Linked DNA regions of Homo sapiens: all the other regions are linked to region 1. The links are chromatin loops, found by intact Hi-C in ENCODE. Cell type or tissue: gastrocnemius medialis. All regions are shown on one strand.

Region 1 (8,000 bases):
TGCAGGGGAAAGTGGGTGGGTCCTAGGATTTTTTGACAGGATGCAGTTAAGATAAGCCTTTAAGGAGACAGAACGTGTGCTACCACAGCTTGGGAAGGCCACTGACAGTGAAAACAATTTAAATTAAATTAAATTTAGTCAGCTCCAAAAGGAAACACATGTAATGTTAATTTCATGGGTGTACCAATGTGTAAACCTAACAGATGATACTTAAATGAGAAAGGCAGAGAAATGACATTTGGTTAAACAATGCATCAGTGGGTAGGATTTGTTGAAACTGCCATTTAAAAAAAAAATATGAGCACAATTGAAATCTGAGCAAGCTGTCACCCAGGCCAGGCCACCTAGGCGTTCTCATATAACACACTTGAGAGAAGCAGTGGGTAGCCGGGATTGGAGGCAGTCTGGATAAATTTGGGGAACTCAGGTCAATGTCTGTGTTAACTTTTTGTTTTTGTTTTTGAGACGTAGTCCCACTCTGTCCCCCAGGCTGGAGTGCAATGCCGCAATCTCGGCTCACTGCAACCCCTGCCTCCTGGGTTCAAGCGATTCTCCTGCCTCAGCCTCCCGAGTAGCTGGGATTACAGGTGTGTGCCACCACACTCGGCTACTTTTTATATCTTTAGTAGAGATGGGATTTCACCATGTTGGCCAGGCTGGTCTCAAACTCCTGATCTCAGGTGAGTCACCCGCCTCGGCCTCTCAAAGTGTTGGGATAACAGGTGTGAGCCACCACGTTCGGCCTGTGTTAACTTCTGATGCTCTTCCTGGGCTTGTTTGCCTGGGCAGATAAAATCATTTGCTTGTCTCTCCAACTATGACTGAGATCTCACCCTGGGCAGAAAGTGCGCCTTTGCTTGTTTATGTCCTTTTCTTAAAAGCAACAGATTGTGTAGTATTGGAGGTACATGAAAATGTGGAAAGATTGGCTTTCTGTTTTATCTCTGTCCCTTGGCACAAAATAGGCACTAGGGCAATAAATGCAGAATGAGTGAGTGATCCAGACACTCCTTGGCCATGTTTTCCACCCTTACGGCTTCATGGTGGCAACAACATTTCCTTGCCTCTTGTTAATAATCATCACCTCCTAACATATTGTTTGGGGTCCTCGTCCCTCTCCGGCAGCCATCACTCCTTTTCAATATTCACAGAACCATGTCCTATAGTCAATAAAGCTACGGGAAGCTGACTGATTGGCAAAAAACAGGTCTCTACTAAAAATGCTAACCCCAGAAACAATGCATACACACTGACCCTGCCAGAAATATATTGACAAAAGCCAGCATTTTTTTAAGCACTTACTATATGCCGGGCATGGTATCAAGAGTGTTTTCGGTTGGTTGGTTGGTTGGTGGCAATTTTTCCAGTTCATCGTCTCAAAACACTGAGACAGATGCCATCATTATCCCACTTTTGCCAAGGAAGAACAGGTTGAGACTCAAGAGGTTATATAGCATAACCAAGATCACACAGCTAGTGGCCAAGCTGGGATCTGAACCCAGACTAACCTGCTTCCAAAGCCATTACTCCAACCTGCCTTAAATGTATTAAGAATATGTTTTAAGCAGAGTGTGGTGGGGTGCACCTGTAGTCCCAGCTCTTCGGGAGGCTGAGGCAGGAGGATCGCTTGAGCCTGGGAGGTTAAGGCTGCAGTGAGCTATGATCACGCCACTGTACTCTAACCTGGGCAACAGAGTGAGACCTTGTCTCCAAGAAAAAATAAAAAGAACAGGTTTCAGATGACTTATAAGAGAGGAAGTTGACAGTTCCTTTGTGCTTTACATAGAGCACTAAAATCCAGTATGAGCCAGGGCAATGCTGGGCTCAACACATGGATCCCAAAATCGCAGTGGCTTGAACCCAACAAAGGCTTATTTCCTGCTCCTATGCAGCTTGAGCAGCTCTCCTACAGGGCCGTCCTCCAAGAGGTGACTTGAGGATCCAAATTGCTTCAACTACACAATCCCACTCCTTAGCACCCTTCTCTTGCAGTGCACAGAGAGGACAGCGATTGGCATGACAAATTCACAGCCCGTCAACTGGCTTGGCCAAGAAGTAACCATCATTTCCACTCACGTTCCTCTGAGGGAGACTGAATCCTAGGACCCGACCCAGATACCTGGGAGTTAGTAATGGAGAGAAGAACATGGGTCCTAGAGGAACATTTATATTTTATGTCACAGAAACATACTAAGTTATGCCCTAAGCCAGCACTTCTTGACCAGGGACAATTTTGTCTCCCTGAGGACATCTAGCAATGTCTGGAGACATTTTTATTTGTCACAACTGGAAGAAAGAATGCTACTGGCACCTAGGAGGTAGAAGCCAGGGATACCGCTAAACGTCCCACCATGTACGGGACGGCCCCCACAGAAGGGATTATCTGGTTCAAAATGTCAAATGCCAAGGTTGAGAAACTGCTTGAAACCCGTGATCCTGAAAAAGATTGTCTGAGGAGCTTATTAAAATGCAGAATCTAGACCGGGCGCAGTGGCTTACGCCTGTAATCCCAGCACTTTGGGAGGTGGAGGCGGGTGGATCACTTGACGTCACGAGTTCAAGATCAGCCTGGCCAAAATGACGAAACCCCATCTCTACTAAAAATATAAAAATTAGATGGGCACAGTGGTGTACACCCATAATCCCAGCTACTTGGGAGGCTGAGGCATGAGAATCAATTGAACCCGGGAGGCAGAGATTGCAGCGAGCCGGGATCGTGCCACAGCACTCCAGCCTGGGTGACAGAGCAAAACTCTGTCTCAAAAAAAAAAAAAAAAAAAAAAGAATCCTGCATTCCTCCCTCCAGATCACCACCCTGGCAGTATTTCAGTATTTTCAGGGGCCCTCTGGCAACTGTGACGGCCGCTCTTCGTGAACCACACTCAGGGAAACCTCACAGGAAAGAGGAATCAAGAACACCAAGCGGGGGCTGGGACTAGGCGCTGATGAACTCACACAGAGACACCCCTCAAATGCTTCAGGGTCAGTGTGAGGCAACTGCGCCAGGAAAAAAAAAAAAAAAAGAAAGGCTGACATTTGTTAAGTGCCTCTCTCTGTCTCTTTCGTGCAAGCCTTGAATTGCAGGGAACATATTCTAAGACTAACCTGTCAGCCAGTAACAACTAAATTACTAACCTTGCCTCCCGCTGTGCCCCGTATCCCTGTCAGATGCACAGTCGCACTCACAGAGGAATGCTTCCTGGAGATGTGTTCCCAGCATTGGGGAAGCTGACCCTTTTGCAGGAACAGAGCCACGTGGTCACATGTATTTCACAGGGGCCAGGGGGCTGGAAATAACCCAAAGGAAAGGGAAGCAACTCTGGGCAGAGCAGTAGGGCAATCAGAGTGGTTGAGGCTCTTGGTCAAAACCACGTCTGCTTTATTCATGGCACTCACTACAACCTACTTCACATCGTTTGCAGTCAGGTCTTGCCAAGAGGCTGTGCTTTAGCCAATAAAATAGAAATGTGATGCACACAACTTCTAGGCTTACCCATGGACACCTGTGCATGCTTCTCTGTGCTATTTCCCTCTTCACTGTCTGGGTGCAGAAGAGCACGGTGACCTTGGATGCTGTGTGTTGAAGATAGTGGAGATAGTGGAGTCAGATGGAAAGGGCCTGGATCCCTGAATTACAACATGGAGGGGAGTCAATCAGGAACATCTATTTTGGATGGCAGAGGATGAAGACATCAACCATCTTCATGTTAGAGACATTATACACTGGTGGCTGTGTTCCAATAAAATTTGACTTACAAAACAGGTGGTGGGCTGGATTCAGCCCACTGGCTACAGTTTACCCATCTCTGGTTGAAGAGAAGCTCTATCTACCAAATAAAGTACTAGTCTTCCAGAAAGAGTTATCTGATTAGACAGTTTGCCCTGTGTGACCTCAACGCAAACAAACATTGCTACGTTTGATTGTTATAGCAGCTGATGTTCCCTAACTAATATAGTGATTCTATACCTGGTTACTGAAGGCAGAAAGGCTTGGGTTCAAATTCTAGGACCAGACCTCGCTAGCTCTGTTATCTAGAGAAGCTACCAGAACCTTTGAGCTTCAATTTCCCAAAGTGGAAAATGGAAAGGAAATACTGAAGAAGGTAACCTGACATATTTTAATTGAAGGCTGTGGTATATTGGTCATCTAGGAGCTGTTGTACAGATGTTCTGATTGTTGACCACATTCTATCAGCGACAAGACGGACAGGAGGAAAAGCAAGGCATTGAGATGGGTGAAGGTGAACCATTTACAAAGCCTAAACTTTCCATACATTTCTTACATGAACAAATGAATGACCCAACGAACACTTTTAGCAGCATCTGCCTTCTATGAAGACCAGGCACGTGCATGCCTAATCACCCTTTGGGGGCAAGAGCCATCTGTGATTTGGCTTGTTTTCTTTCACAGTCTTATTTCGCAGTCTTATCAGTGTATCTGTGCAAAAGATTACTCAGTGTACGTGCACTTGTTAGCAGATGCAGGGAAGCTATCACAATTTAGAAAGCACGTGCTTTATACTTTCAAGTCAGGCTTCCCTCTGCGTCCTGGCTCTGTCACTTATTTGATCTGTGGTCTTGGGCAAATGGCTTCATGAACTCTTGAAGCCTCCTCAGCTTCCAAATCTGCAAAAGGGGTATGCCAGAGACAGCTAACCATCCATCAACATCCATTTTCCCCTCTGTTATACACAATTACAAATGAGAATGTGACACTTATCAACATTTCTTCAACACTTCTCAGCCTCTCTTGTAGCGAGGTGCATGAGGCTCTCCCTAGATTTTAAGACAGGAATCTTAAATATTTTATTTTCTATAAGAGGACAGACAGTAAACACTTTGGGCTTTGTGGGCCATATGGTTCTCTGTTGCAACTTCTCAACTCTGCCACTGTAGAGAGAAGGCAGCCACAGACAAGACCAAAACAAATGAGTGTGGCTGTGTTCCAATAAAACTTAACTTACGCAACAGGTGGTGGGCCGGATTTGGCTTGTGGGCTATCATTTGCCAGTCCCTGGTTTAACAGATGCTCAGCCTACCAAATATAGTATTAGTCTTCCAGGAAGAGTCATCTGATTAGACATTTTGTCCTGTGTGACCTCGTAAGCCACCAATTCTTATTTTACACACACACACACACACACACACACTCTCTCTCTCTCTATTTATAATTGGTCTGTGTCTCTGAAATTCTCATCATGTTCTGAAACGTCAACTGTTTCCTGATCTTTAATCCCAGTCTCCATGGGCCATGTCCCTCTCCCTTTCCTCCTCCTTTTTAGGACCAACTCCATAATTTGCAGGGCTCACTACAGATGAAAATGCAAGGCCCCTTGTTCAAAAAATATTAAGAGTGTCAAGACGGTGAAAGCAAAGCATAAAATCTAACATGGGGCTTTCTGAGCATGAGCTCAGGTTACAAAGTCCACCAAGCAGACCCTGCTGGTCTGGCTTGTATTACCATCAGCAAACCCAGAAAGTTTTCTGCCTAATTTCTTGACAAGTCCAGAAACTTGCCACCTGCGAGCTGCTTGAAGCGTTTCAGGAATGGTTTTGCACATCACAAGAAGAAGGAGGAAAAAAAAAAAACCCAATTTTCTTTTAGTATATTACTTGTTAGACAGCGAAATGGAATATAATTATGGTGTGACATTTCCAACAGCAAATATGTTCCAGTGTAAGCAATTAACACCGGTTCTTTTGGCAGGCTTAAAAAGATTACTCAGAGACTGTGGTAAGTTACAATGCCCCATGAATCATAAATAATGTAGAATCGCAGCTAAGTTGCATTCTACGACCAAAGTTCAAATTTCTTGATGAAAATAAATTGGGTGCTTTTAACCCTCTGTTGACTTCATGTGGCTTAAGCAGATTCGGATCATAAGTTCTTTGGATTTTTGTAAATTACATATTTACCTTACCCCTAAGAACATCTGCAAAAAATTATAAAAAAAAATCTGCATGTATTCATTTCAGCTGCTGGAAATTTGCATGAGGTAGTGGGTTTGAAGGGGACCCCTCCAGGATGGACAGAATGGGGGAGACGGCTTACACTGAGAACTATTATCCTTGGAGGCTGTTATGGTTAAATGATGAAGTCCCAAGATTTAGTAGAAGGCATATCTGGACCTATGTCCCTATTCTCTCTGCCATTCTTGACACAACCAAAGGGAAGGCAGCACCTTCTGAATGTATTTGTGCAGCTTGTGACTCTGAGCAACTGAAACCAATGAAACACCAGCAGCAGTTACAGAGCCACATACCGTAGGGACATTCAAGGCCACCGTTACATTCAAAGCCTCAGGGCCGTAGTACCCTTGTACTATAGCACTACTAGCACTATGGGCTGGATAACTCTCTATTGGAGGTGACAGCAAGCTGTCCTGTGCATTGTGCAGTGCCCAGGAGCATCTCTGGACTCGATCCACTAAATGCCAGGAGCATCCTTTCTTTAGTTGTGACCATTAAAAATGTTTCCAGCAGGCACAGTGGCTCACACCTGTAATCCCAGCACTTTGGGAGGCTGAGGCGGGCAGATCACCTGAGGTCAGGTGTTTGAGACAAGCCTGGCCAACGTGGCGAAACCCTGTCTCTACTAAAATACAAAAATTAGCCAGGTGTGGTGGTGGTGGTAGTGCCAGCTACTCAGGAGGCTGAGGTGGGAGGATGGCTTGAGCCCAGGAGGCAGAGATTGCAGTGAGCCGAGATCACACCACTGTACTCCAGCCTGGATGACAGAGTGAAACCCTGTCTCAAAAAATAAAAACGAAGTTTCCAGATATTGCCAAATGTCCCTGGAAAAAAAAATACTACTTTAGATAGACCTGGGTCCATCACTGTGTGGCCTTGAGCAAATGACTTCATTGCTTTGAGCCTCAGTTTCCACATGTGCAAAAAAACTCCCATGCCTACCTTACAGAGAGATTGTGAGGCTGGGATACAATGATGCAGATAGAGCGCTTAGCCTGGTGTCTGGCATAAAGCAAGCATTCAGTAAGACAGATGCTATTTATTCCATCACCCATTTGATTGTTTACAAACAGCTCCTGAGCACAGTGGAGCCATGGCAGGTACCAGGGGTGTGAAGACGCATAAGCCTTATCTCTGTCTCAGACATGCTAACCAACAACGTCAGTGCAAGGGGGTGCTCCCTAAAATGAACACCTGGTCATGGGGCAATGGGGGCTTGGAGAAAAATACCTAAATCTCGAGACTTCATGGACAGGATGGCACCTGAGTAAAGTAAAAGTTTTCCAGGCAGACACACTTGGGGAAGGGCATTCCACACAGAGGCAACTGCATGTGCAAAGGTATGGTGGTATGAGTCACTCAGAACTCCCCTGAGCTCAGGACGGCTGGGAGGTGAATTCTACAATGCAGGTAAGGGAGGAGGAGCAGCAGGAACAAGGCTGGCAGGCAGAGGGCAGATGAGGAAGGATCCTGAGATGTCAAATAGTTCTCATCTCTCTTGTCAACCCAATGAACTCATAGCAAAGCTGAGTCCAAATCCTGCCTTGCAGGACGCAATGCAGTGATTGATTAGCAATGTCTGCTTTGGCCCAGGAAGGTAGAAGAGGCTCAAGCTGCAATGTATTTCCTTGTTTGATGAGGGTTTTCATCAGGGGAGTGATGTGAGGAGAAGCACATTTTTTAAAGCTCACTCTGGAAGCCATGTTTTTTTGTTTTTGTTTTTGAAGAGAAGACAGAGGCAGAAATGGAGCAGGAGAAAGAGTTGGGAAGTGACTGTAATACTACCAGACAGAGACAATACATGCCTAAAGGGCAGAGCAGGAGGCTGGGGAGGAGGAGACAGATACAAGGTATTTAGGACCTAGAAATGATAGCGACTTTGTGGATTTAAGGGAGTAGAAATAACAGAGACTCTTGGATTTTTGGTTTGGGCAACTTGGGGAATAACAGGGTTATTCACCTAGGAAAAAAGTTCAGGAGATTTTGGAGGCAGAAGGATGGTAGGTTATTTTTCAGACCCTTAGCTCGTG
Region 2 (8,000 bases), 110 kb after region 1:
GGTCTGTTACTTGCACAAACATGGACACCCGTGAGTTTGTAGACATGCCCACTTGGAAATCTACACATGGACACAGAAGAGGCAGTTAACCATCACAGGGAGGGGCACCAGGCTTGGATCCCACCTTGGTGACATACAGATTGTGTATCCCCAGGCAAGGTACCTGACCACACAGTCTGGGTTTCCTCATTTATGAAATGAGGCTAAAAATAGCATAGGTTCCAGAAGTTTCTACCTCAAAATGTTGAGCGTCTAACACCTAGCCCATAGTACATGTTCCATCAATAGCTGTTGAATGAACCAATGTGATGGTGAGGGTTAAATGAGAACAGTATTCATAGCCCCAGGATGCTCAATAAATGGTCACAGCTCTGCTTAGTGACAAATCTATATGCACCACATATGGAGGTAGATACACACACACACACACACACACACACACACACAGCTGTCAGCTCCACATGGGCAGGAGCCATATCTGACACAAAGCACTTGCTCATTACAAAACTGTGTGTTCATTTATGAATATACAACACACTCGTGCGTATAAACAAATAAGTGCAAACAGCTGATAAACTGGGTTGGGCTCCCCAAGGTCCTTGCAATTCTCTCTCTACATCCACTCAACCCCCAGAAGGAGCAGAACAGGTTGATCCAGACCTCAGATGATGAAATTCTGCTGGCTGTTTACTGGATTCCAGACCACCACCACCCATACATATCAAAGACCCGCATCGTTTCACTCCCTGGGCTGTGACTCCAGGGTCCCATAAGGTGACCCAGGCTAGAGGTGCCATAGAAAATGTCCCTGCTGGGCCAGGCATGGTGGCTCACACCTGTAATCCTAGCACTTTGGGAGGCCGAGGCAGGCAGATCTCCTAAGGTCAGGAGTTCGAGACCAGCCTGGCCAACAGGGCAAAACCCCGTCTCTACTAAAAATAAAAAAAAAAAAAATTAGCTGGATATGGTGATACATGCCTGTAATTCCAGCTACTCGGGAGGCTGAGGCAGGAGAATCGCTTGAACCCGGGAGGCGGAGGTAGTAATGAGCCAAGATCGCGCCATTGCACTCCAGCATGGGGGACAAAGCAAGACTCCCTCTCGGAAAAAAAAAAAAGAAAAGAAAAGAAAATGTCCCTACTTAAGATGTAGAGGAGCAAGGGGCAGTGATATCCTCAATGCGCATATCAGGTGGCGTTTGAGCACCTGAGGAGTTTCAGGGACTGCTGCCCTTGAATTGCTGAGATGAGGTTCTACCTTTGAACAAAGATGGTCCGTGCATTTGGAAGGAAAGAGCTGACAGATGTTCCACCGCCCTGCACAAAGGGAGGGCTTATGCTCAACCAGGTCCTGGCCATTCCCATGGGCAGAGCAGGCAGCCACTGGGCACTGCCAGCTTTTCCCAATATCTCCTCCGAGTCCCCACAGCCCCTTGGCTCTGTGCACAGGCGAGGCCGCCTCTAAAGCCAAGAAGGCAATGACCCAACTCTGGAGGAGGGGGAGATGACTCAAGCTACAGCACACAAGGCCTTCTCAGGGCCGCCTTGACCATGCCGGCCTCAATCCCAGGCAGTTGCCTTCACCACACCAAGGTAGAGTACTCGGCACTTGGACAGTGGCGTCAGAACAAGGGTGGAGGCCATGTCCTCTCGGCATGACATCAACTAACAGCCTGGCTCCTTGGCCCTGAAAGAGAATGAGCCAATGTCTGCCTCTGGCCATGCAAAACCAATCCTCATTTAGTCTGTGGAAACAGTACATGGAAGGCCAGATGTAGCCTTTGGCTTGAAGAACTGAGTTTGCTCAACAGACACACGTTTTCCATTCAACACTCTTTCTGATTTGGTTGCGGTTGTACTGCTGTTGTTTAAAGGAGGGAGGGATTAAACCACCCTTTTTGAGAGGATAAATGTGTGGTGGGTCTGTATATGTTGATGACAGACAGATACACACACACATATGGTAGATGTTAACGAGCCCATTTTATTGATGGGCACACTGAGGATTGACCAGGTGAATGACTTATCTCAGATTGAGTCCACAGCCAGGACTCAAACCAAGATATAATTCCACTGTCCACTTTTCCCCACCACACTGTGGTATAAGGCCTAAAATTAATATTATGTGCTGCCTTGACACCTGGGGAAAGCCAAGAGCATCTCATATGGCTTGAATGTAAGTTTCCCTAACTACTTTGCTTCCTCAAATAAGGTCCTCTAGCCAGACAGCCTCCTTTGTCTCAGCAAGACCAGGTACAGTGCCTGCCTATCCCTGGAGAGTGGGTTTCTGTTCCCTGCCAGCCTCTGGGATTATTTAAACAAGACAATCATATCCCCTTGTGGGACACAGGGATTATTGCATCTTCTTGCTTCTGCATAGCCTGCCTCCCATGGCCCCTGGATGTTCACCCTGTCCCCAGATACAACCGTGTGGCCCTGCATGGTGCACAGCACCTGCTTCCCTGGGGCTGACTGTACGTGACACATAAACTGCTGTCCATCTGGTCTGTCCAGCTTTGGGTGTTATCCCCATAGGGTGGGAATCTACTTCAACCATGGGGTGAAGTGGAGGCGATCAAAACACACACCAGGCTGGGTGTAGTGGCTCATGCCTATAATCCCAGCACTTTGGAAGGCTGAAGCGGGCAGATCACTTGAGGTCAGGAGTTTGAGACCAGCCTGGCCAGCATGGGGAAACCCTGACTCTACTAAAAATACAAAAATTAGCCGGGCGTGGTGGTGTGCTCCTGTAATCCCAGCTACTCGGGAGGCTGAGGCAGAAGAATCACTTGGACCCGGGAAGCGGAGGTTGCAGTGAGCCAAGATCGTGCCACTGCGCTCCAGCCTGGGTGACAGAGCCAGAGTCCATCACACACATACACACACACACACACACACACACACACACACACACACACACACGGCTTCCTGAGCAAAGTGGGACTATTACAATTTCCACAGAATGATATTCCAAAGTCCCTCTCTAGAGGTCAGCTTGCAACACACCTCCCCACAGGTGGACACTGGTCAGTTTTGGAAGAGACAGGAGCCAAGGACTCTGGCCTTCAGATAACTAAACCTCAAGTTCATTCCTAGACTGGCCATTTATAGTCATCCAGTAGATACTCCATCATTCCATTGTCACTCTTCCACCTGTCTGTCCGCAGGAGCTCCGAATTCTGCAACCTCCGCCTTTCCGTGTGTAGCTCAAGCAGAATCCAGAGAGGGCATGAGCAGTGGGTAACAAGGGCAGAGTGTTTGCAAACCCAGGAAGAGGTGACGGCACAGGCAATTAGAGGCAGAACCCTGATTAACTGAGCCCAACTAACCAGAACCATCAATTAACTCAAATCTTTTTTTTTTCTTCCCTCTCAGGAGACTGAGGCCAGGAATTGAGAAAATCACAATTTAAAATGGAAAAAAAACTGTGTTCCGGGCTTTTCTCTGGCTCAACTCTGACCCAGGTCCATTTCCTTCATCCTCATTCAAGACACATGTACAACTTCAAATTTTCTAGTAGCTGTGTTTTTTAAAAAAGTAAAAAGAAATTGATTAATCTATTTGATTTAACCAAATACATCCTAAATATTGTCATTTCATCATGTGATCCATATGGAAAAAGTATCAAATCTAAACAAATATGAAAAAGCATTAAGGAGATGTTTTATATTCTTTTGTTTGAGCTAAGTTTTTCCTAGAGCACAGCTCAGTTGGAACTGGCTGCATTTCAAGTGCTCAGTAACCCTGTGTGGCTGGTGGCTACCATATGGGACAGCACAGATCTGGAGCTAAAGTGTGAAGTGATTGTTTAGAATGATGATTCTGGAGGGTTGCTAGGGTTTCAACGTCCATGTCACCTCCAAAATTCATGTTGAAATTAATTAATTAATTAATTTAATTTATTTTTTTTTTTTTTGAGATGAAGTCTCACTCTGCCGCCCAGGCTGGAGTGCAGTGGAGCCATCTGGGCTCACTGCAACCTCTGCCTCCCGAGTTCAAGCAATTCTCCTGCCCCGGCCTCCCAAGTAACTGGGATTACAGGCATGTACCACCATGCCTGGCCCATTTTTGTATTTTTAGTAGAGATGGGGTTTCACCATGTTGGCCAGACTGGTCTCGAACTCCTGACTTCAAGTGATCTGCCCACCTCGGCCTCCCAAAGTGCTGGGATTAAAACTGTGAGCCACACGCCCGGCCTCATGTTGAAATTTAATCCCCAAGGGAAGAGTATTAAGTGGTGGGTCCTTTAGGAGGTGATCAGGCCAGAAGAGTTCCGCTATCATGCATGGGGTTAGTCCCTTACAAAAGGTATGGAGAGAACTAAGTAAACCCCTTTTGCCCTTCCATCCCTTTCACCATGTGAGGTCACAGAGTTCATCCCCTACAAATAATACAGTGACAAGGCACCATCTCGGAAGCAGAGAGCAACCCTCACCAGACCCCAAACCTGCTGGCACCTTGATCTTGGACTTCCCAGCTTTCAGAACTGTGAGCAATACATTTCTGTTGCCTGTAACTTACTCAGCAGCATAAACAACTTAGGCCGGGGCTTTAAAACAAATTGGTCACTAGTGAGTAACTGCGTGCTAAGTGTTTCCTCCCAACAGTGCCTCATGATTGACAAACTGGTCTTGGGCTTACACGGGTCTATGACGTCCTGGAGTACAGACTGCCAAGTCCCTTCTCTACAGCCAGGGCCTTTCTTCACAGGAAAGTGACTGCAGTAAGAGCCACCTGCCATGACCTCCACCCCATTAATTACCTCTTTGTCTGATTTGCAATATGCAAGCCTTCTCCATACCTTCCACCTAAATGATGAATTCACACTTCAGACCAAAAAAAAAAAGGAAATTATTTGAAAAGGCCATTTTTCTACTAACCACCCAGGAATGTGTAGGTGTAGCATTTAATAGTGCCTACAAAGTCCCTCCCCGAGGGGACCTTGCAGTCTAGCAAGGACAGTGAGAAGTACACATTTAAAAAAAGATCTACTATTATCCTGGCTAACATGGTGAAATCCCGTCTCTACTAAAAATACAAAAAATTAGCCAGGCGTGGTGGCAGGTGCCTGTAGTCCCAGCTACTCGGGAGGCTGAGGCAGGAGAATGGCGTGAACCTAGGAGGCGGAGCTTGCAGTGAGCTGAGATCGCACCACTGCATTCCAGCCTGGGCGACAGAGCGAGACTCCATCTCAAAAAACAAAAACAAAAAAAAGATCAACTATTTATGGGTCCAATAAAAACTAGCTACTGGGCCAGGCGTGGTGGTTCACACCTATAATCCCAGCACTCTAGGAGGCTGAGGTGGGTGGATTGCTTGAAGCCAGGAGTTCGAAATGAGCCTGGCCAACATGGCATAACCCCATGTCTACTCAAAAATACAAAAATCAGCCGGGCATGGTGGCGGGTGCCTCTAATCCCAGCTACTCAGGAGGCTGAGGCACAAGACTCAACTGAACGCGGGGACGTTGCAGTGAGCTGAGATTGCGCCACTGCACCCAGCCTGGGCGACAGAGTGAGACTCTGTCTCAAAAAAACAAAAAAACAATAACAAACAAAAAAAAAACTACCTACTGGCCACCTGGAACAAGGGTTAACCAACATATGAGGCAGCCCCTTTTATTGGTGAGAAAACCGAGATCAGAAAAATGAATGAATTACTATCCACATGCTCCCACAGGAACTGCAGAAGAGCGCAGCCCAGAACACAGGAAGCCTTCCCATTTTAAAATCATTCATCGAGTGTAATCCCAGCACTTCGGGAGGCCAAGGCAGGCAGATCACCTGAGGTCAGGAGTTCAGGACCACCCTGACCAACATGGAGAAACCATATCTCTACTAAAAATACAAAATTAGCGGGGCATGGTGGCGGGCGCCTGTAATCAATCACAGCTACTCAGGAGGGTGAGGCAGGAGAATCGCTTTAACCCGGAAGGCAGAAGTTGCAGTGAGCCGAGATAGCGTCATTGCACTCTAGCCTGGGCAACGAGAGCAAAACTCCATCTCAAAAAAAAAAAAAAAAATCATTCATTGAGTAACTTTTCCATTTTTTGCCCTATCCATGTAATGTCTGTTGTTTTATTTATTTTTCAGGGCTCTTTAAATCAGCTCATCTATATTTTTACTTCAATGGCTTAATTTAAAAGGGAAACATTACTCCTAAATTAGTGGAAAAACTAGTATAATTTGCTATAAATGGAAGGTAACTAGAAAAATAAACAGAGAGCTATTAATTTCTATAAAGTCTGTGGAGTTATAGCTTAAAATCATCTTGTGAGTCACCAGTTTGCATGTGACACTTTGGAAAAGGCTGCAACAGAGAAGTTGAGACCTACGCTTTGCCTGGCTGGCTGGCAAGACTTTGTAAAGGAAGAAGAGGAAAGGTGTCCCAGGTGTGTGCACAGCATGGAGAAACGTGCGGAGGTGGATGGAGGGCAGAGCGTGGAAGGCAGAGAGGAAACTGATACCTACCTGATTAAATCACCGAAGCACATTCAGTTCCGTGCCATGGATTTAACATGGACTAACACACTTTGGAAATACTTTCAAAGCAAGGTCTGCAACAATAGTGTTTTTGTAACTCCTAGTTAACAAGAAAAACAACAGATCCAAGCCCCCACGGCGGTTCCCCAGTGTTTCCCAATACTGTCATCTGATTCTGTTTTCTGTCAGGGAAATAAAATATCCCATTTCCTCCATGATGGTGAGTTCTGAATGCAGCTGTCCACGGTCAGGGGAGATGGAGAGGAAAGAAGCCAAAAAGCAGCAGGCAGGCAAAGGCCAGTGAGAAGATGTTGACTCTGGGGCCCCGTCCTTCACTACTGTGTGGTTGCGGGTGTGGGTATGGATGTGGATATGGATGCGTGTACAGATGCAGGTGTGGGTGTGCATGCATGTGTGTGAGAGAGAAAACCTCCTCCTCCTAGGCTCACCCCAGGCCATCAAAGAGACACACATACCTTGCAGAAAGTCAACTTCTACACTGGTTGGGGCAAGTCCAGCCCGTCCGAATCCCACAGGGAAGGGCCACCATGGCTTCTACCCCAGCCGAGCTGACATCCCCAAACACAGGGACTTTCGTATGTGTGTCCGACTGGCCTTGCTCCCTGCCAGTGGCTGCCTCTTCAGGGGCCAGAAACCCTGATCGTGTCAAGCAGTCCTAGAAAAAATGCTCACCCGCTTTCTCAGATGAAGTGCAGTAGGGCTCCCTGGCCTGCACAAGCCAGTGACCATTTTTTTAAAAGCCCTTGGAAAAGAAAGGCATATATTCTGCAACACAATATTTGGTGGACACTATCATAGCATTTTGTAAGATCGTATGTAACCCCAACTGTGGCTCTGAACAAAAAAATATTATTCAGCCCCAGAAAGGCATATAAATCCCTACAAAGTACAGGGTGGGTTTTTTGGGTTTTTTTAAGTGGTTAAATTCTCACAATTTTTTGCCTTTGTTCAGTGCAGGGAGACAGTGGTCTGCAAAGGTGGTAACACTGACTTCCTGAGAATCTTTTTTCTTTGAGACAGGGTCTTACTCTGTCACCCAGGCTAAAGTGCAGTGGTGCAGTCATGGCTCATTGTAGCCTCCACCTCCTGGGTTCAAGCCAGCCTCCCACTTCAGCCTCCCAGGTAGCTGGAACTATAAGCACATGCCACCACACCCAGCTAATTTTTTATAGAGATGAGAGGGGGTCTCACTGCATTGCCCAGGCTGGTCTCAAACTCTAGGGCTCAAGCGATTGGCCAGCCTCAGCCTCCCAAAGTGCTAGGATTACAGGCGTGAGCCACCATGCCCGGCCTCCTGAGAACCTTTAATTGAACTTGCAGCATTGCAATTCAGCCCAAGCTCCTTGGGTGCAGGACTTCACGTTGCTAAATCCAGGGAAGCCTACCTTGGTTACCTGGGAAAATGGTGTGGGAGGTTCCTTAGATCTCTCCCTAGCCACCTGCTCCTTAAAAACATCACAAGAGGTTGTGGGACCACAAACCCTTGTCTCCGAGAATT
Region 3 (8,000 bases), 160 kb after region 1:
CCAGCCAAGAGGGACCTGGCTTTAGTGCCTATATTGTTAACCGGCCCATCCAACAGACCCCTGGGCAAAAACCCTGTCGCAATGCAAAAAAAAAAATAAAATTTTAGCTGTTTCTTGTTCAAGATAACATTTAAAACACACACACACACACACACACAGAAAAGATTAGACGAGAGGTCTGGAAAAACAAGTTGCTCTGAGTCTTACAGCCACCACAAAGCAGGAATTGCTAGTGGCTGCTGATTTACAAGGCTCTCTGGTGAATTACAGAAAGGGAAATACAGTCAGATTTGATAAGGCTGGTCAAGTTCGGTGCTCAAGAGCAGTCCATGATCCAGAGAGGCCGGGAACATGCTCCTGGGCCCTCGTGCCCATCAGATCAATCCCCACCGGCCAGGTGGATGGGTCTGCTGTTGGGACAGGCAGCCTGGAACCACATTTCCACGCTTCAGATAAAGGTGGCTTCCGGAGCCCGGCCTTTCACTACCATGCCCTGGGGGCACCACAGGCAAAGACCCAGACTTGAACGGCTGGAGCCACTGGTGTCCCTACGATGTATGTGCAGGGGGAGGTGGCAGTGTTGAAAAGGGACGGTCATCACTGCACCACCATTACCATTAGCATTAATCACTGAGTGTGTTTGCTTGCGTCAGAGCCTGTACTGTTAATAAACCCTGACCTGTGTATCCAACCACTTTACAGAGAAGGAAGTGGGACTGTGGATCACAGCCAGCGTTGCCCTAGGGCTTAGAGGGGCCCATCCCACTGTGCTTTCACGACCTGGTGGCAGTGGTTCTCAACCAGGGGGGTGGTTTTGTCCCCCAGGGAACATTTGACACTGTCTAGAGACACGCTTATTTGTCATAACTTGAAAGGGAGCGTGTACTGGCACCTAGAGGGTAGAGACAGGGATGGCGCTCCATATCCTACAATGCACAGGTCAGCTGATCCTTTATCCAGCCCCAAACATCTATAGTATGGGGCTGAGAAACCCCAACCTAAGAGGACAGAGGTAGGCCAACCACAGCCAGCCAAGCTTGCAGGTTGTGTCCTTCCAGACCCTTCCTCAGGGTACCAGCCACTCAAACTAGAAGCCAGTGCTCAAGAGGATGGGTGATGTCTCTTTTGCTCACAGCTGCATCTGAAGGGCCTAAAACAGATTTGGTGACTTGTCTTTTCTGTTAAAGAACAGGGACCTGGCTGGGCACAGTGGCTCACGCCTATAATCCCAACACTTTGAGAGGCCAAGGCAGGAGGATCACTTGAGGTCAGGAGTTCAAGACCGGCCTGACCAAGATGGTGAAACCCCGTCTCCACTAAAAACACAAATATTAGCTGGGCATCATGGCTTGCACCTGTAATCCCAGCTACTTAGAAAGCTGAGGCAGGAGAATCGCTTGAATCCGGGAGGCGGAGGTTGCAGTGAGCCGAGATTGTGCCATTGCATTCCAGCCTGAGCAACAAGAGCAAAACTCTGTCTCAAAAAAAAAAAAAAAAAAAAAAAAAATAGGGACCAAATGACGAATGAACAAGAAATGCACCCAACCAGGCCAGGTGTGGTGGCTCACACCTGTAATCCCAGCACTGTGGGAGGCCAAAGCAGGCAGCTCACTTTAGGTCAGAAGTTCGAGACCAGCCTGGCCAATATGGTGAAACACCATTTCTTCTAAAAATACAAAAATTAGCCGGGCATGGTGGCACATGCCTGTAATCTCAGCTCCTCAGGAGGCTGAGGCAGGAGAATTGCTTGAACCCGGAAGGTGGAGGGTGCAGTGAGCCAAGATCGCACCACTGCACTCCAGCCTAGGTGACAGAGTGAGACTCTGCCTCACACACACACACAAAATTAGGTACTATTCTGGGTCTTGTTTTTATAGATGGAATAGTCAAGGCTCAGATTAACTAATAACTCACCCAAGATCCCCCAGCCAGGAAGAAGGACCTGGTTCTAGTGCCTATGTTGTTAACCTGCCCATCAAACAGACCTGTTGGGACCTCATGAGGCCAGACACTAACCCCCTGTCCTCAGCTAGACATGGCGATAGAGTTCCCATTGTCTGGATGGCAGAATCTTCCCATCACTGCAGTGGTTCAAGACATCCAGGCTCTTTGTTTGGCGGGACAGCCAGCCTGCTCTATTCTCAGGGGAAGGGCTTTGAGAATGGCTTATTTAGCTCACTCCCCAAGAAGCTTATCACCCCAACCCCACCCCTGCCCAACAAACACATTCCCATCAGGAAAGCTGGACGACCCTGCCTTCCATGGAATGGAAGCTATGATCCCATCCATTCAGTTCAGCCTCTCATAAACGCTCTGTTCCAAACATAACCAGAATAGTCAGGGAGTCCTCGAAACCCAGACATGACTTATTTTCTATTTCTAGCTTAACCACGTGATGCCTGTGAGTTTCAAGCACTGGAGCATCCCCATTCACGCTGGAACCATCTCATCTAGAAAGGGGAGGGTGTACAAGCAGCTCTGGATCAGCCCACTGGGGTTCAGAACAAGCAAAAGAATTTCTTTACCTCCCCTGAGTTTCAGCCTCAAAGAGCAGCAAAGAACCTGGAGCCCATTAAATCCAGCTGTGCTCATTGTACAAAGGGAAGAACTGAGGCTTTGGAGGACAAAGAAGATACCCAGATGATCTGCATTGCTCTTTTTCTCCCTTGCTTCTTTCTCTCTTGTTGAATTGGAATAGGTCAAACCTGTCTACAGTACTCAAATGTCACGGGGGTTTCCTCCACTAGGCATGGGGCAGAGCTTATTCTCAATAAATGTTCGAGAATGAAACGTCAGCAATTAACTAGCAGGCAACTTTGGAGAGGATTTCACTTCCCCTATAATTAAACACAACAAATGGCACGAATGTTGAAGGGACAATATGCATGGGTGTGTGTGAGAAAGAGGAAGAGACTGCAGTTCCCATACCAAATAGGTATTTATTTGTTCCAAGACTTTTTTTTTTCACCAAAAAATGCTTTAATATAATCACCTTTTAAATAATATACACTGTCATCTTGATTATGTCTATTGGGCTTACTCAAAGAGGCCAGGACCTTGCAGAGAAATGAGCCTGAGGTTTCCTTCTGCCAGGTCACCAGTCAATGGATATTTCCCAAAAGGTGGATCTTTTAATATATGACTGCATAATTTAACCTAAAATCCTAGTTAGTATTCTAGCAAGATGTCTCCTTCTAATTGAGGTAATTTCTAGGAATATGTTGCTAAAAGTTTCCTTTTCTTCAAATAAAGCAATAACTGCCATTTATGAAGCACGTATTAGGTGCCAGGTACTTCACTGGCCTTAACTCTTTGTAACTCATGTTTTCACCGTCACGACAACACTGTAAGGCAAATTACGACCAGTTCACAGCCAGGAAAACTGAGACTGAGGCAGAAAAGTAACTGGCCCAGTGCTGCAGAACCAGTAAGAGGCTGAGCTGGGGTTAGAACCTAGGAATGACTCTCAAGTCCAAGCTCTTTATACTGTATTCTCCTAAGCTCAGATTAAAACCCACTCCATCCCCTACTTTCTTAGTATTTCTTCATAGACAGAATATTTCAAGGAATTTAACTTTTACCACAAGGGATACAAAACAAGGAATGAGAGGACCTGTCTTACCTCCGCTTTATCACAACCACTTTGCAAAGTTACTGAGATTCAACAGCTTTGTCTGCTAAATGGGCACATAGCCCTTCAACCACTCCTTTGCTTTGCTGCCAGAAACAAAGGAAAAGGCAGGAAAAAAGTGCATATTTCTTCCAGAATTGTCAGAGGCCAGCAGATCTTCCTGCAGGATGTCAGCCTAAGCAATCTTTCAAATGCTCCCCGGGCAGGCAGCCCAACCCACCACACTCCGCTCCAAGGAGACACCTCCTAAAATAAACCCTGCTAACTTCAGTTAGCTCACCCTAAAGACTATATATAGAAGAAAAGACTCAGGAGTTCCCATTTGGCAGCAGCTTCTCCAAAACTCAGCGCAAATGGCTGATTTCTAACTTAATCTCCAACATCTGACAGGCGGCTTTAAATCAGGGAGGCCGACTAAGAGATGGAAAACCTCTGTGAGGCCAGCCCAGCCTGCCTGGGGGCAGAGACACCCCAGGGCTTTTCAGCAAACTGGAATGGCATGAAAATGGGAACCTGGCCCCCGGAGGATGCGGGAGAGAAATTAGACAAGGTGTGGTGGGTGGGAGCAGGATCCAGCCCAGCCAGGCCACTGGGCATGTTGTGGGGGTAGCTGGGGGTAGAGGACAGTGATCTGTACAGAGGCACTGCTGTGAATTCTGAATCTTGGTGTCTTCTGGGCCTCATGTTATCCTAGAGAATAACAGAAAGCCAGGGAAAGCTTTGAGTCTCCACATCTATGAAATGAAGGATATCTCTCTCTCTCTCTCTCTCTCTCTCTCTCTCTCTCACACACACACACACACACACACACACACACCCCTTACCTCCAGAGAGCCAGACATTCACTCTCAAGACACTTTTGAAAATACTGGTCTTTCCAAAGACCATCATTTGTATTTGTATTTGAAAGATTGCTTAGGCTGAATTCTGTAGGAAGACCTGCTGGCCTCTGATAGTTCTGGAAGAAATATGCACTTTTGTCTCCATTTTCCTTTGTGTCTGGCAACAATGCTAAGAGGTGGTTGGAGGGCTGGGAGCAGTGCCTCACACCTGTAATCCCAGCATTTTGGGAGGCCAAGGCAGGCGGATCACTTGAGGTCGGGAGTTCGAGACCAGCCTGGCCAACATGGTGAAACCCCATCTCTACTAAAAACACAAAAATTAGCTAGGCATGGTGGTGCACACCTGTAATCCCAGCTATTCGGGAGGCTGAGGCAGAAGAATCACCTGAACCCAGGAGGCGGAGGTTGCAGTGAGCTGAGATCATGCCACTGAACTCCAGCCTGGGCGACAGACCCAGAATCTGTCTCTAAATAAATAAATAAACAAATAAATAAAAATAAAAAGAGGTGGTTGGAGCGAGATGTGCCCATTTAGCAGACGAAGCAGTTGACTCTCAGTAACTCTGCAAAGTGGTTGTATATCCCATGGAAGGATATACAAGAAATTGTTAGCAATGATTCCTTTAAAGACAGAGACTGGAAAAGAAGGAGAAGTCTCCTATTTTATATCCTTTTCTCATGGGGGAATTTTGTTATCACATGCTTATACTCCTTATATTTAAAAAGCAAGTGTCATTCACAGATGGAGGGATAATAAGGTGGCTTCTCAAAAAATTAAATATAGAAAAACTAGATGTCAAATGCTATATAATCAGCAATTCCTCCTCTGGGTTCACAACCTAGTGAAAAGAAGGGGCTTGAACAGCTATTGGCATATCTGTGTTCAAAGCAGCATTACTCACAGTAGCTAAAAGGGGAAAGCTAGCCTAGTGTCCCTCCTGGAAGATCTGCGTGGATAAACCAAATGCAATACACACATACCATGGACTAGTCAGCCTTAAAAAGGAAGGAAATTCTGACACATTCCGTGACAGGGACAAACCTCAAAGACATTATTTATGCTAAGAGAAACCAGCCAGTTACAAAAGGACAAATACTGTGTGATTCCACTTATAGGAGGTACTTAGCGTAGTCAAAATCATAGACACAGAAAGAAGAATGGCAGTTTCCAGGGGCTGGGGGTGAGAGTGGACAATGAGGGGCTATACTTTGTTGTCGTTGTTTCTTTTTTTGTTTGTTTTGGCCTGCAAAGCGTTTTAGAACTTTTCAATTAATCGCTAATGTTTGAAACTCAGAAAATGTAAACAAATCTAGAGTGAGAGAAAGCTCATCAGTTGTTTGCCTGTGGATGGGGTTTGGGGAAGAGGGAGGTAGTTATTGTAAAGAGAAATAAGAAAATCCTGGGGGTGATGTTCATTATATCCAATAATTTGGGGTGATGATGTCACAGGTGGATACAGATATCAAAACTCATCAAATTTTACACTTTGAATATGCATAATTTATCACAAGCTAATTACATTTCAATAAAGCTGGACAATTTTATTTATTTCATGCTATTCAAACAAAAAAGAAAAAAAAGAACAAATAAAAGGCAACACCTTTTTTTTTTTTTTTTTTTTTGAAATGGAGTCTCACTCTGTCACCCAAGCTGGATTGGAGCGCAGTGGCATGATCTCGGCTCACTGCAACCTCTGCCTCCCAGTTTCAAGCAATTCTCCTGCCTCAGCCTCCTGAGCTGGGATTACAGGCATGCACCACCATGCCTGGCTAATTTTTGTATTTTTAATAGAGACGGGGTTTCACTATGTTGGCCAGGCTGGTCTTGAACTCCTGACCTCAAATGATCCACCCACCTCAGCCTCCCAAAGTGCTGGGAATACAGGTGTGAGCCACTGTGCCTGGTCGCAATATCTTAATAAAATAAATGGAGATTGAATTATTAATAGAAAATGTCTAACATTTTAGTTCTGACAGTCTATGAAATTGATTCTAAATCCAAGGAAACATTACAGAAGGAGAAATTAAGATTTCTAGGAATGAATTTATTTACTCAACTAACAGTGGCAATGGATGTGGGCTAACAGTGCACTTCAACTTTATCTCAGTTAATCCTCACTGCAAGCCCATGAAGCATCTGTTGGTATTTTCCCCATTGAACAGATGACAATACTGAGGCACAGAGAGGCCACCTTCCAGAATTGGGATGAGGGCAGGGATGATTCCAGAGTCCATGCTCTTACCCACTGTGCCGTGCCCCCTCCCTCAATTGTCATTGGACACCCACTATGTGCTGGGCACTCTCTTGGCTAGATTCACAGTGAGAGAAGCCACTTTGGGCCAAAAGGCTGCAAGAAGGGGCAAATGGAGATGCCGGTATTTGGGCCTCTCCATCTTTCTGGGGTGGAAAGTATCACTGCACATCATCACAGGTACACGGAGAGCTCCACGGTGGGCCCATTTCAGCAAGAGGCATTTTAAGGTCCCAGGAATTGTCCAAGGCACTGCTGCCCCATAAAACTTTCTGTGATGATAGAAACAGTCTCTGTACTGACCCCAGTGGAACTCACTAGCCACACGTGGCTGCCCACCACTTGAAATGTGGCTGTTACAAATGTGGAATTGCATTTCTAATTCTATTTAAGATTACTGAATTTCAGTGTTAATGGGACCCCACACAGAGTGGATTGCACAGTGTCACTGTGTCAGCAGAGCACAGCCTGGAGATCAAAGCACAGCACAAAGGTTGGCATCTCAGGACTCGGGGCAGGCCAGCCAAGAGTGCAACCAGCACAGCACATGGGAGATGAACTTGGCCCTACAGAGGAGCCAGTGTAACTGCCTCTGAATGCCCCCTTATCTACGTTTGAGTCAACCAGGATACTGAGGGCCATGTGGACCACAACACACATGCTCCAGATAACAGTCCCCATACTCCAGATAACGGTCCCCATACTGGCACTCACTATCCCAGACGTCTCGTGCAAGACACTTTAGTGCATTACTTCCTAGAGACCGCAAGAAGGAGTAACTCCCATCCCCATTACCCAGGTGAGGAAACTGAGGTACAGAGAAATGAAGCAACATACTCAAGGTCACAGTCACTGGCAAAGCTGGGATTTGAACCCAGGAGGTTTGACTGCAGAGGACAAATTTCAAACAACTACCCAGTCCCATCTCCCAAGACAGAGTCACACCATGCCGCCTGTCCTGAGACCCACGTACTCACTTCCAACAAGCTGCAGGCAGAGGCTTTCCTTTTGGTGGGAGGAGAAAAGCCAGGCTTCCCATGGAGAGAGTGAGAAAGACACAGTCACAATCCCAAGCACAGGGACAGACCGTTCCTTCTAAACCACCGTCACTAGCCACAAACACAGGAAATGCACAGCAGCTTCACATCTTCCTCCTCATTTTGCACGGCCCATTCTCTCTGCCAGGAATCCCTTCTTCTCTTGCCCACCTGGAGGATTCATATTTATCCTTCCCAATTCAAGACGTTTTATTGGAAACCTTTCCTGACCTCCGAA

The links. Hi-C counts contacts between places; a loop is a spot of excess contacts. Peaks named below come from ENCODE experiments on the same cell type or tissue, not always from the same donor. Only the 100,000 strongest peaks of a DNase experiment are listed, where the experiment ranks them.
Region 2: it touches region 1 in a loop (3-fold over the local background); 4 of 110 quality-filtered maps call a loop at or near these places.
Region 3: it touches region 1 in a loop (8-fold over the local background); 7 of 110 quality-filtered maps call a loop at or near these places.

The regions. Positions count from the first base shown.
Region 1 is chr16:17,220,029-17,228,028 of GRCh38, forward strand. The region is part of intron 3 of XYLT1 (xylosyltransferase 1); the gene reads right to left. Among named protein-coding and RNA genes, the nearest start is that of XYLT1, 250 kb to the right of the region's middle. In gastrocnemius medialis, no CTCF peak of the experiment used is centred here; DNase peaks (open chromatin) are centred at 3,243 and 4,963; H3K27ac peaks cover 1,023 bases.
Region 2 is chr16:17,329,691-17,337,690 of GRCh38, forward strand. The region is part of intron 2 of XYLT1 (xylosyltransferase 1); the gene reads right to left. Among named protein-coding and RNA genes, the nearest start is that of XYLT1, 140 kb to the right of the region's middle. RefSeq lists an enhancer at 1,014-1,537. In gastrocnemius medialis, no CTCF peak of the experiment used is centred here; DNase peaks (open chromatin) are centred at 1,631, 4,631, 6,452 and 6,684; H3K27ac peaks cover 1,462 bases.
Region 3 is chr16:17,375,347-17,383,346 of GRCh38, forward strand. The region is part of intron 1 of XYLT1 (xylosyltransferase 1); the gene reads right to left. Among named protein-coding and RNA genes, the nearest start is that of XYLT1, 92 kb to the right of the region's middle. RefSeq lists a silencer at 680-749. In gastrocnemius medialis, no CTCF peak of the experiment used is centred here; DNase peaks (open chromatin) are centred at 2,399 and 3,845.